Linked DNA regions of Mus musculus: region 2 is linked to region 1. Evidence: chromatin contacts called from ENCODE Hi-C or POLR2A ChIA-PET data. All regions are on one chromosome and are shown on one strand. Each heading gives the region's core, a stretch centred on a gene start or an enhancer-like site at or near the end of the contact. The rest is flanking DNA. Distances are from core to core; before and after follow the strand shown.

The links. Hi-C counts contacts between places; a loop is a spot of excess contacts on that map. ChIA-PET counts read pairs that join two places held with the same protein, here RNA polymerase II (POLR2A).
Region 2: a loop to region 1 is called in a map of left cerebral cortex, with 4 times the contacts of the local background. The contact joins the enhancer-like site here to the promoter of Arhgap21 in region 1. A Hi-C loop is called at or near these places in 1 of 37 maps with a recorded cell type or tissue (left cerebral cortex). POLR2A ChIA-PET finds 5 or more read pairs at or near these places in 1 of 5 experiments (embryonic stem cell).

What each region holds. Positions count from the first base shown.
Region 1 is chr2:20,966,145-20,970,437 of GRCm38, forward strand. It overlaps Arhgap21 (Rho GTPase activating protein 21), which reads right to left and starts at 1,577. Exons shown (of 24, transcript NM_001081364.3): 1 at 1,186-1,577. The coding sequence starts at 1,266. It overlaps Gm13375 (predicted gene 13375), which reads left to right and starts at 2,730. Exons shown (of 2, transcript NR_033225.1): 1 at 2,730-3,239; 2 at 3,330-4,204.
Region 2 is chr2:21,916,991-21,921,691 of GRCm38, forward strand. Gm39767 (a long non-coding RNA gene) reads right to left here. Exons shown (of 6, transcript XR_866004.1): 4 at 1,971-2,084. Among named protein-coding and RNA genes, the nearest start is that of Gm39767, 45 kb to the right of the region's middle. Within about 2 kb of position 1,470, at least 2 of the 3 ENCODE cell types and tissues checked have a DNase peak (open chromatin) inside an H3K27ac peak, as active enhancers do.

The DNA.
Region 1 (4,293 bases), core at 327-2,826:
AGTAGAAAACTAATTATTGCTGTAAACCTGAGGCTCTGTCCAATAAACTGTAGCAACACACAAAAAGCCCCCACCACACAAACTTTCTATCCCCAAGTGAAGTAAACTGTGAAGCAAATTTTCTGCACGTTTTCTTAGCCAAAATTTAACAAAATGTCCAAATCCACATGTTTAGCACTAGCCATGTTCCAAAGACCATGAAGAGAAAAATTTACAACAGAGGCAAAGAAATAGTGAGCTCAGGAGGGCGGGCTCACTGGAGATGTGGCTACTGCCATCACTGTCGTCTCAATAGAGAACAACAACGTTCAGCACCTTTAACAAGCAAATTACAGGAACTATATAAAACAAAGTAAATACGATAGAACCATAACATAAACTCCACGTACACCAGCTCAAAATCAAGGAATAAAGGAATAAAAGACACCAGAGCAAGTGATGCCAAAAGTGAACAGATTTTCTACAAATTCTGTTCGGGTGGCTCAAAAAAAAAAAAAAAAATTTTTTTTTTTTTACAAGCCCTAAGTAACTTCTCAGCCAGCCGTTCTCTGCACTTCAGTGAAAGGCACCTGCCACCCACAAGAGCCCACAGAACCGTGCAGCGGTATACGGGCCAACTGAGCTTAATAAAAGAACAGCAAAGCCAGAAGATTTCCAGGAGGTTGGAATTTCAACACCACAGGTGTTTTCCAAGACTGAGTCTAAACCGTCCATGGAAGCCTTCGATTCCCACCCAAAGCTGCTATAGGCACCACTAGGAACCAGGATCCCTTCCCATCTGAGTCGAAAACATTGGATTCCGGCCGCACCAAAGAGTACCACCTGCCCTCGCCACAGAGGATGTAACACACACAAGAGTTACATAAAGCCAGCCCCAAGCTGACCAGTGTCCAAAACACTGGAGGAAAAATGGATGCTGAATATTACTGGTCTCAGGCTTCTCGGGAAGACATGGAAGACTGCCCCCTGCTCAGAAGGGTAACCAGGATTCTGGCATGTAAGACAGACTTGCCCCTGCTAATTAATCGCTAAAGTCCCTAGAAACAGTCCTAGGCCAGGTTTCACCTCCCTCCAGGTCAACTGGGGCGCTGCCACCAAACAGCTGACCGACCGACTCAATGGCAGACGACCCCGTACTCTCAGCACGCTCACAGACATGAGCCACCGCCCAGCTAGCTGGCTTACCTCACAGGCAGAGGCCGCCCCACAGGCCTTGAGTTTGTCACCATCTTCCTCAGGCAGACCAGTCCAATGTGTGGCCATCATTTCATTTCAAATTGTAAAGGGACAAATCCTTTGGAGTCCACATTGGAGAAGTGCCACCACACACCAAACGGGAAGCAATTCCACAGCAGATTCTGAGGCGATGAAGGACTGGTCAAAAAAACGATTTGCAGGAAGCCCCTTCAAATACCTTCTTCAACAGACTTAGCCCTCTTCATTTCTCCAGTCTTAAAGTTCAAGGGCGACAGGTTTCCTTGGCAGGTAGGGTGGAAGCCAAGTGCAGAGAGAAGAGGTCCGCTTCCAGGCGGTGTTACTCGGAGGCCAGAGAAAAATCAGCTTTCGGAGAGCCTTCCTGGAACAGGGAGAAGTTAATGAAGGACATGAACTTTCCCCAGGCGCCGATCTTTAGCCTTGCCACAAGCCCGGACCAAGCTCCCCCTCTCCCACAATACGAAGAAGTAAAGTCTACTAAGGTGAATCCTCTCATGCAACAATTAAAAAAGAAGGAAAACGCCTGAAGGTCGGTTAGAGAAAGAGAACGAGACCTCAGAACTGCCCCGGTGGCTATGTCAAACACGCCTGGCTGCTATGAAGCCTTCGAGAAGGGGGGAGAAAAAATCCCGATTCAAGTGCTGCATTTCCTGGGCAACGCCGAGGCAGTGGGCTCATTCTGCAGCACCCGGACACCTACTCTTAAGCGAAGTTTTCTCCGCACCGGGTTAGACTCGCAGACGCCCTACAACTCCCCAACAAACAAACAAAAAGCCAGCTCGGACCAGGGCGGGCGTGGGCTCGGCGGCGTCTGTGGCGGCGGCCGCCCGGGCCGCGGGTGACTCCGGCCGGCCGTGGCAGCCTGCCCTGCGCCCCGGCCCGCGCCCCCAAGGAGACGGCTGTTTTCCTTGGCCCGCGGCGGGGATGGGTGGGGAGGCGTGCGGCCGCGGGTGGGACGCGGCGCCGCTCCCGCTCCCGCTCCGGATCCCTAGCATGCTTCGGAAGAGCCGCGGCCCCGGCAACTCTCAGCTCCCGGCTACGGCCCCCCACCCCCGAGCCCGGCTCGCCCTCCCCGCCGGCCACCTGAAGCAGAGGGGAAAGCGACGAGCAAACCACCCACCTACCACTATTTCCTCCGCCCCTTCCTGAGGCGGGTCGCCGGCGCGGGCTCCCGGGAAGCGCGGCCGGGGCGCGTGCGGGAAGCAAGGGCTCCGCTCGGCAGCTCGGCCCGCGGCGGGGCGCGCTAGGCCGCGGCTCGGTTAATATTCATGAGGCGCCGCCCCTCCTCCGCAGCCCGCCGGACCCCGGCGCCCGCCGCTCGCCTTTGTGCCCCGGCCTCCCTCGCTGCACACACGCGGGCGCGGCCTCCGCGGGCCCGCGCTTCAGCCCCAGGCGGTGAGAGGAGCGGCCACGCAACGGAGAACGCGGGTTAAGGGTCGGCTCCCAGGCAGCGCCGCGACCTGCCCCGGCCAGCCTCGGGCTCTGGGCGCCGCGGGAGGGCGTGGGGCGGGGCGGCGGCCGCCGCACTCAAGCCTGGCCGGGCCGGCCGGGGCCCCACGCTCCCGCGCCCGCGATCGCCGAGCGCGAGACTGGCCGGGCCGGCGGGCGCGCGAGCTGCTTCCCGGGGGCGGACTGCTCGCGCCTTCCTTCTGGATCCACCTCCTTCTACCCCACCTCCTTCCCCTCCCCTCCCGGGGGACGCTCCGGGGCGAGGAGTTTTCGGTCTGCAGTCACCCGGCCCCGGGAGCCAAGCTAGAGGAGGAAGACGGGCCGGGACAGGGGTGGTGCTCGCCAGGCCCCCTACAACCTGGGCACCCGCTAGCTCTTTCGTCCCCGCACCCCGACGCTGGGCACACAACTCCGGCTGCTTCCCGAGCGCCGCTCCGGGAGCGAGCACATCCCTGCAGCTGTCTGCCGGACAGGTCTTGGGGGACGGCGGCCCCTTTTTTGCAGCGGGTGGGGCGAGAAGCTACGGGATGTGGAGCTTCCAGATAAGGGAGTGTCCCTGCCCGCCGCACTGCAAGGTAGCTTCCTGCGGTAAGCAGGGACTGGGTGGTGGCGGTTACGAGTCATTCAGAATTTTTTTCTTGTTTTTTTTTTTTTAAAACCTGCAGGGCGGCTGAGCGATTAGGCGCGGCTAGCGGAACCGAGCGGCGGTGGCTGGGCTTTCCCCACGCTCCCGTCACTAGTTAAGCCGCCAGCCCCGTGGCAGCCGCTCCACAGCCCACTCCCGGGCCTGGGCTCTGACCCGAACGGCTGGCTCCGCCCTGTTGCACCTCATAACATCTCCCGCTGCAAACCGTCCAATCCGGTGACGCTACGACAGTATGCGACCCAATCAAGGGCTACCGCTCAAGCCTTCTACCCCGCCCCTCAGCCTCCCCTTCCCACTCCATCTCGGGAGGTGGCTCACCAGCTCTGATCCCTAGAGGAGCCTCTAGCTCTGGGGATAGTGCTTGGCACCTCTTCACCACCCCACCCCTGTCCTCTCCCCGTCTTATGCACACCCCCCCTCCAGGTCTCTGCCCTGCTGATGCTGTTGAGGGTCCTTTCGATCCTCATTGACAGCTTTTGTGTCTGCCACCATCCTGAGAGAACAGAACAAAAACCAAGATGCTGTGGAACGTGTTACCTTTTTCATCTTTGCTACAATTGCCTTCTAAAGACTCCTCCTCCTTTCCACACCCATCGCCTAGGGTCCTGTTTCTTGTGGAGGTTTTTGAAAGAGCACTCAGGAGCTGATAAAGAAGAAACTGAACCTCACTTTATTGTTCCTTACAGTGAAAGAGGGCAGACAGAATTTACAACCAAATCCAGGCAGAATTTACCACCAGAACCTGACATTTAGAGGAGAGAAATTAACTAGATCTTTTTTTTTTTTTTTTTTTTTTTTTTTGCAGTAGCCATGAAATATGTAAGGTGTGACTGCCCCTAACCAAATTAACCAATAGCCAGGGTGATAAATAATAAATAAATGAAAACAGAGCCTACTACTGTATATTTGTGATTTACTGAGTAGCAGCATGCAGGTCGATGGCAGATCTAGGTATACCCTGCCGTTGGGTAAAGCAGCAAAAA
Region 2 (4,701 bases), core at 220-2,719, 950 kb after region 1:
TGTGGATTTCTTGGACTGTTCTCACCGTAGTACTGAACTAGACCATGTTCTAGGATAACATGGCTCTGTCATGGATCTCAGCAAGCACCCAGATAGTTCTTGGAGCAAAGATTGTGGGTGAACAAGGCTAAATCTAAATCATCATGCTGCAGCGTTAAAAGCTGTCCTTCCCCTCTACCCCCTCATTCTTACTCCCCCAATTCCCACCCCCCTCTACCCCCCTCAGCTAGCAAGGAATACCTGTTTTATTAGGCGAAGGAAATTCATGTGAAATAAACCATTCAAAGCTATCGGAGTTTGGTGTCGTGTACAATACATGACCTGAGGTTTGTATGCACATAAAAACTGTTCGGTAGTGGGCTATTTTTCTTTTGAAATTTGCCACTTTGTATGGTGACCTTTTCCTTAGGTGACAGTTGGAGGAACTTTTAGTTCTAAATGTAGTGATTAGGTTGTGAAGTTGGCATATCAAAATTATAATATTGGATTTCTATTTTTAAGTGACTGTAAAAAGACTCTATTCCAACAAGAGGCGAAACAAATTGGCATTCTTTATAAAATAAATGTGGGTTGTAATGACCTTCCTTGACAGAACAAAATGTGGATGAAGGAGATGGGGGAGAGGCTGTTAGAACGTGAGGACGCAAGAGTAATGTTCAGTCAATTTGGGAGATTCTGAAAGACAAGGAGGCATCTGCATCTTCCCCCCCCCCCCACCCGCCCACCGACCCGACGCATGGATTTTAGGATCTCTCTATCTCCAGGAGGTCTGAAGACATCACCAAAACACTGAGGGCCTAGGAGTGGAAACAGAACACAACAAATAACCTTGTATTTAGTAGCTAATGAGTTGGAGCAAAATGCTGTAGGTACTTTCTACAGTATCTTGTTTTCTCAGCTCAGTTGTTTGCAATTTTATCTGCAAAGAATAAGATTTTCCAGCAGGTGGCAGCAGACATCTTTTAAGAAAGAAAAATTATTTAGATTACATTAAATGGAGAAAGAGCAAAGGCAGGGGGTGAGGAGGGGTGGGAGGGTGAGGGATGGAAGAGTGGAGGGAGCGGCAAAGAGAGAAAGCGCAAGACAGTGGAGCAGTGGACTCTAGAAAACACCGCTCTTCTCTTCTCAGAGGAAAGCGGAGTGCATGCCACTTACACCATCTCCTGTTTCGTGTCCTTGTTGGGAGGAATTGCTTATATGAGGTGTTACATGAATGGCACATGCCGAAGATATGGCGGTTGAGGTGGGGTGGCGGAGGTTGGAGCACAGAGAGCCAGCCCTGATTCTAATACCCTGGGAACGCATGGACTAGCTGCAGACACTGGTCCCTTCTGGCTTCCCCCTCTGACCTGCTTTCAAAGACACCCACTTCCCTGTTCCTCCAGGCTATTCTGTATGCAGGAAGCATCCCAGTCTGGCTCCTGGCTCCAAAACTGGACACCCCCGCCCGCTTCCCCAGGCAGCCAATTTAGCCTGCTTGTCCTCCTTGCCTTTCTGGGTTGGCGGTTGCCATGGCAACCTCCAAGGCTCTTCGGGCTTTCTTACTGACTGACCAGGCCTGGAAAACCGTTTTGGAATCGACAGTGCTGTATTTGTGGGGAATTTTAATGAAAGAGCAGCCTGACCTAGCTTCAGTGTTGCACTGTGGAAAATGGCAGGGGCGTGAGGGGCTGCTGAACTGTAAGGGGCAGCAGCTGCCAGAAAGATGGACCGCTTGGGAGAGACTAGAGAGAGAGAGCAATGCCCTTTGTTATTGCTTCATCTTCAGGAAGAAGGGGTCCTTGTCACAACTAGTGGAGCAATTCCCCAACACAGTAGGGGCATTTAAAGACACCCGAGCAAAGGCAGTTCTTTCTCTAGGTTTTAATAAAGGTGTAAACTTAAGCTTATTTTCATTCATGAAACAAAACAAGCATTTCCACAGGTAAATGTGGGGGAAATGGCTCTGACAATTTAGACTTGAAGCTTACCTCTGTTGCACATTTTGATTTTTCCAATTTCCAAACGTTCTGAGACAGGCAGCCTCTTCGGCACTCTCAGTGAATCCCCCTCTTCCTTCAACACAGCCTGGCCTCACCAGTTTGCTTCAGAAGACAAAAATACAGCAACAATGATGGGATGCCACTTTTACAATGAGGTGCAACTAAAAAGTGGGTTTTAAATTTTGTGTCTCCCAATACCCTGTCACTAGAATCCCTGACTGCCACTCCATGAGGACAGTCAGGCAGCTATGATAGTACCCACATGACAAGAATTGAAGAGAGGCTCTGATCCCAGTTTTGCCTCAGGATGACCCAGTTTTTCTGCTGGTGGCTTCACTTCTCTCTAATGAGGGAACAAAAGCCAGAGGCTCCGGCTGAGCTACAGCTGGAACCTCAATCCACAGAAAATAAATTGTCATCTCAAGCCAGCACATTCCGGGAGTCTCAGTTAAACAGAAATAGGTATCTAATAGAGTCATTTGTGTGGGTTTCCATGTTTTGGACTGTTGGGAGTATGTGTTCTTAGGATCTCTCTGGTTGTGTACTTAATTCCAGGCTTATCACTCACATCTCTAAGAAGCAGGAGGCAGGTCACCAACCCTCAAGTTTCAGTTTCCTCATCATGTAAGTTGATACAGTGTCCCTCGTTATCTGTGAGAGATTCTCCCATGATCCTCCTATGATATGCAAATGCATGGGTGCCCAAGTACCTTACATAGATGGCATTGTATTTGAATATAAGATGTGAACATTTACACACAGGCTTTAAATCACCTCCACAACTGCTTATAATAGTCAATATAATGGAAATGCCACATAAGTAGATACACTACAATATTGTTTAGGGAATAGTGATAAGAAATCTGCACATACAAACTAGAAATGCAATTTTATTTAAATTTTGTTTAATATTTGAGTAGATTCATAGATGCAGAGCACATAGACACTGGGGTCTGGCTTTACTTGTAAAGGTTTTGAACATAGTGAAAAGAAAATGCTTGGTAAACTAGTTATAATCACTACTGAATACAAATCATTCACATTTCCAGTACAGCTTTCTCTATATCTACAGCAATTACTTATCTCAGTGACTGAGTTGCTGACCAAACCAGTACCATTTATCTATTGCAGATAGATTCTAAAAAGAGTCATGCAGACACATGGACTAGGGTTTTACAAAGATGCTGTGATCCTTGAATCTTTTTAATTCTGTAAGGTCTGTGAAGACTGTACTGAGAAAGCCATAACCTGGGCAGCCAGGCTGGCCTACAGACACCAGGGAGAGACTTCTGGAAAGCTGGTCATTCTAGAAATAGGTGAGATAACTATGTCTCTGATGAACTGGATTGAAGCAATTGGGCAGCATCATGGTGGTATGCCATTGGAAGCCAGGGCCTACATATTGTGATGGCTGATACTCTTACATCACAGATACATTTAAGGAAGGTTACATTAGGGAATAGAATTTCCTGAAATTCCATTTATACACCAAGAACAATCTAGGAAGGCCTTTGCAAAGTTTCATTTCAGACAGTCTAGCCTTGTGACTAACTCCAAGAAAACTTTGTTGAAAACCCTTTATTGTAAAGATCCTCTGAGGATCATGGGTACTTGGCATATTTTAAATCTAAAATACATTTTTGTTTGTTTGTTTGTTTGTTTGTGACAGTCTCACTCTAGACCCAGTCTGGCCTAGAACTCAGGATCCTCCTTCCTTAGCTTTCCAAGTACTAGAATTACAGGTCTGCCCCATCACCCCAACACCTAAACCTGAAATACTTTGAAAGTTAACAATTTTCTTGAAAGAGATAAGGAAATAGTGAAAGAAAATGATAACAAAGAAAGAGAAAAGAAAAGGGAGAAGAAAGGGCTGTCAGTGAACCACATGACATCAGTCAGGAAGCCTTTGCTTCATTGACTTATGGGACCAGCACCATTACTACCACCTCATTAGCATGTGCTGCCTGCATTCTCTGCATCAGACACTGAGTCATCTTCAGCCACATGCTCAGAGGTCAGCAACTGGTGTCCCAGGATAGGATAAGCATCCCAGAACAGGCAGTCATGGTCTTACAGCACTTACTTAGGCAGACCCCTATGTGTCAGGCCACTTCAGGCAGAATGCTTGCTGCATATGCACAGCCCATCAACTCATGCACACAATGCTTATACACTTCTATCCCAGGAGACACTTCAAATAGGAATCTTCAGAACTCACAGAGCTCGGGCCTGGTCATCCTGACTCAGCTGTTTGCTCCGCTGCTAACCAGTGGGAACTCGATCGTCTTTCCTCTCCTGACTGCATCTTCCCAACACTAAGTTGAAAGGTTACTTTCCATTCTCCAGTACCCAAAATCAAAACAGCAAGATTTCTGGCTGTCTTTTTCTAAACTTCCAACCCAAAGTTTTGAAAGAGGAAAGAAAAGGAAAAGGCTTAGAAAATATTTTCCTAATGAGGCAATTCATTTGTGCACTGTGGAAGCCATTAGTGGATCATTATGAATTAGTTTTCTAAATTAATCAATCAATTAAGTCTCATAATCAGATCAAGTAGATCACAGGCCAGTCTGCTCTGGTTTGATTAATTAGATGACATGAAAGATCAGACAATTAGATCACATTAATCTCATGCTCCTTACACTCATTCCCCAAATGGAAAGTAAAAGCCCCTTGCAGAGCACATGAGTTAGGCTAAGTGGGCTCAGGGTCCACGGCTGAT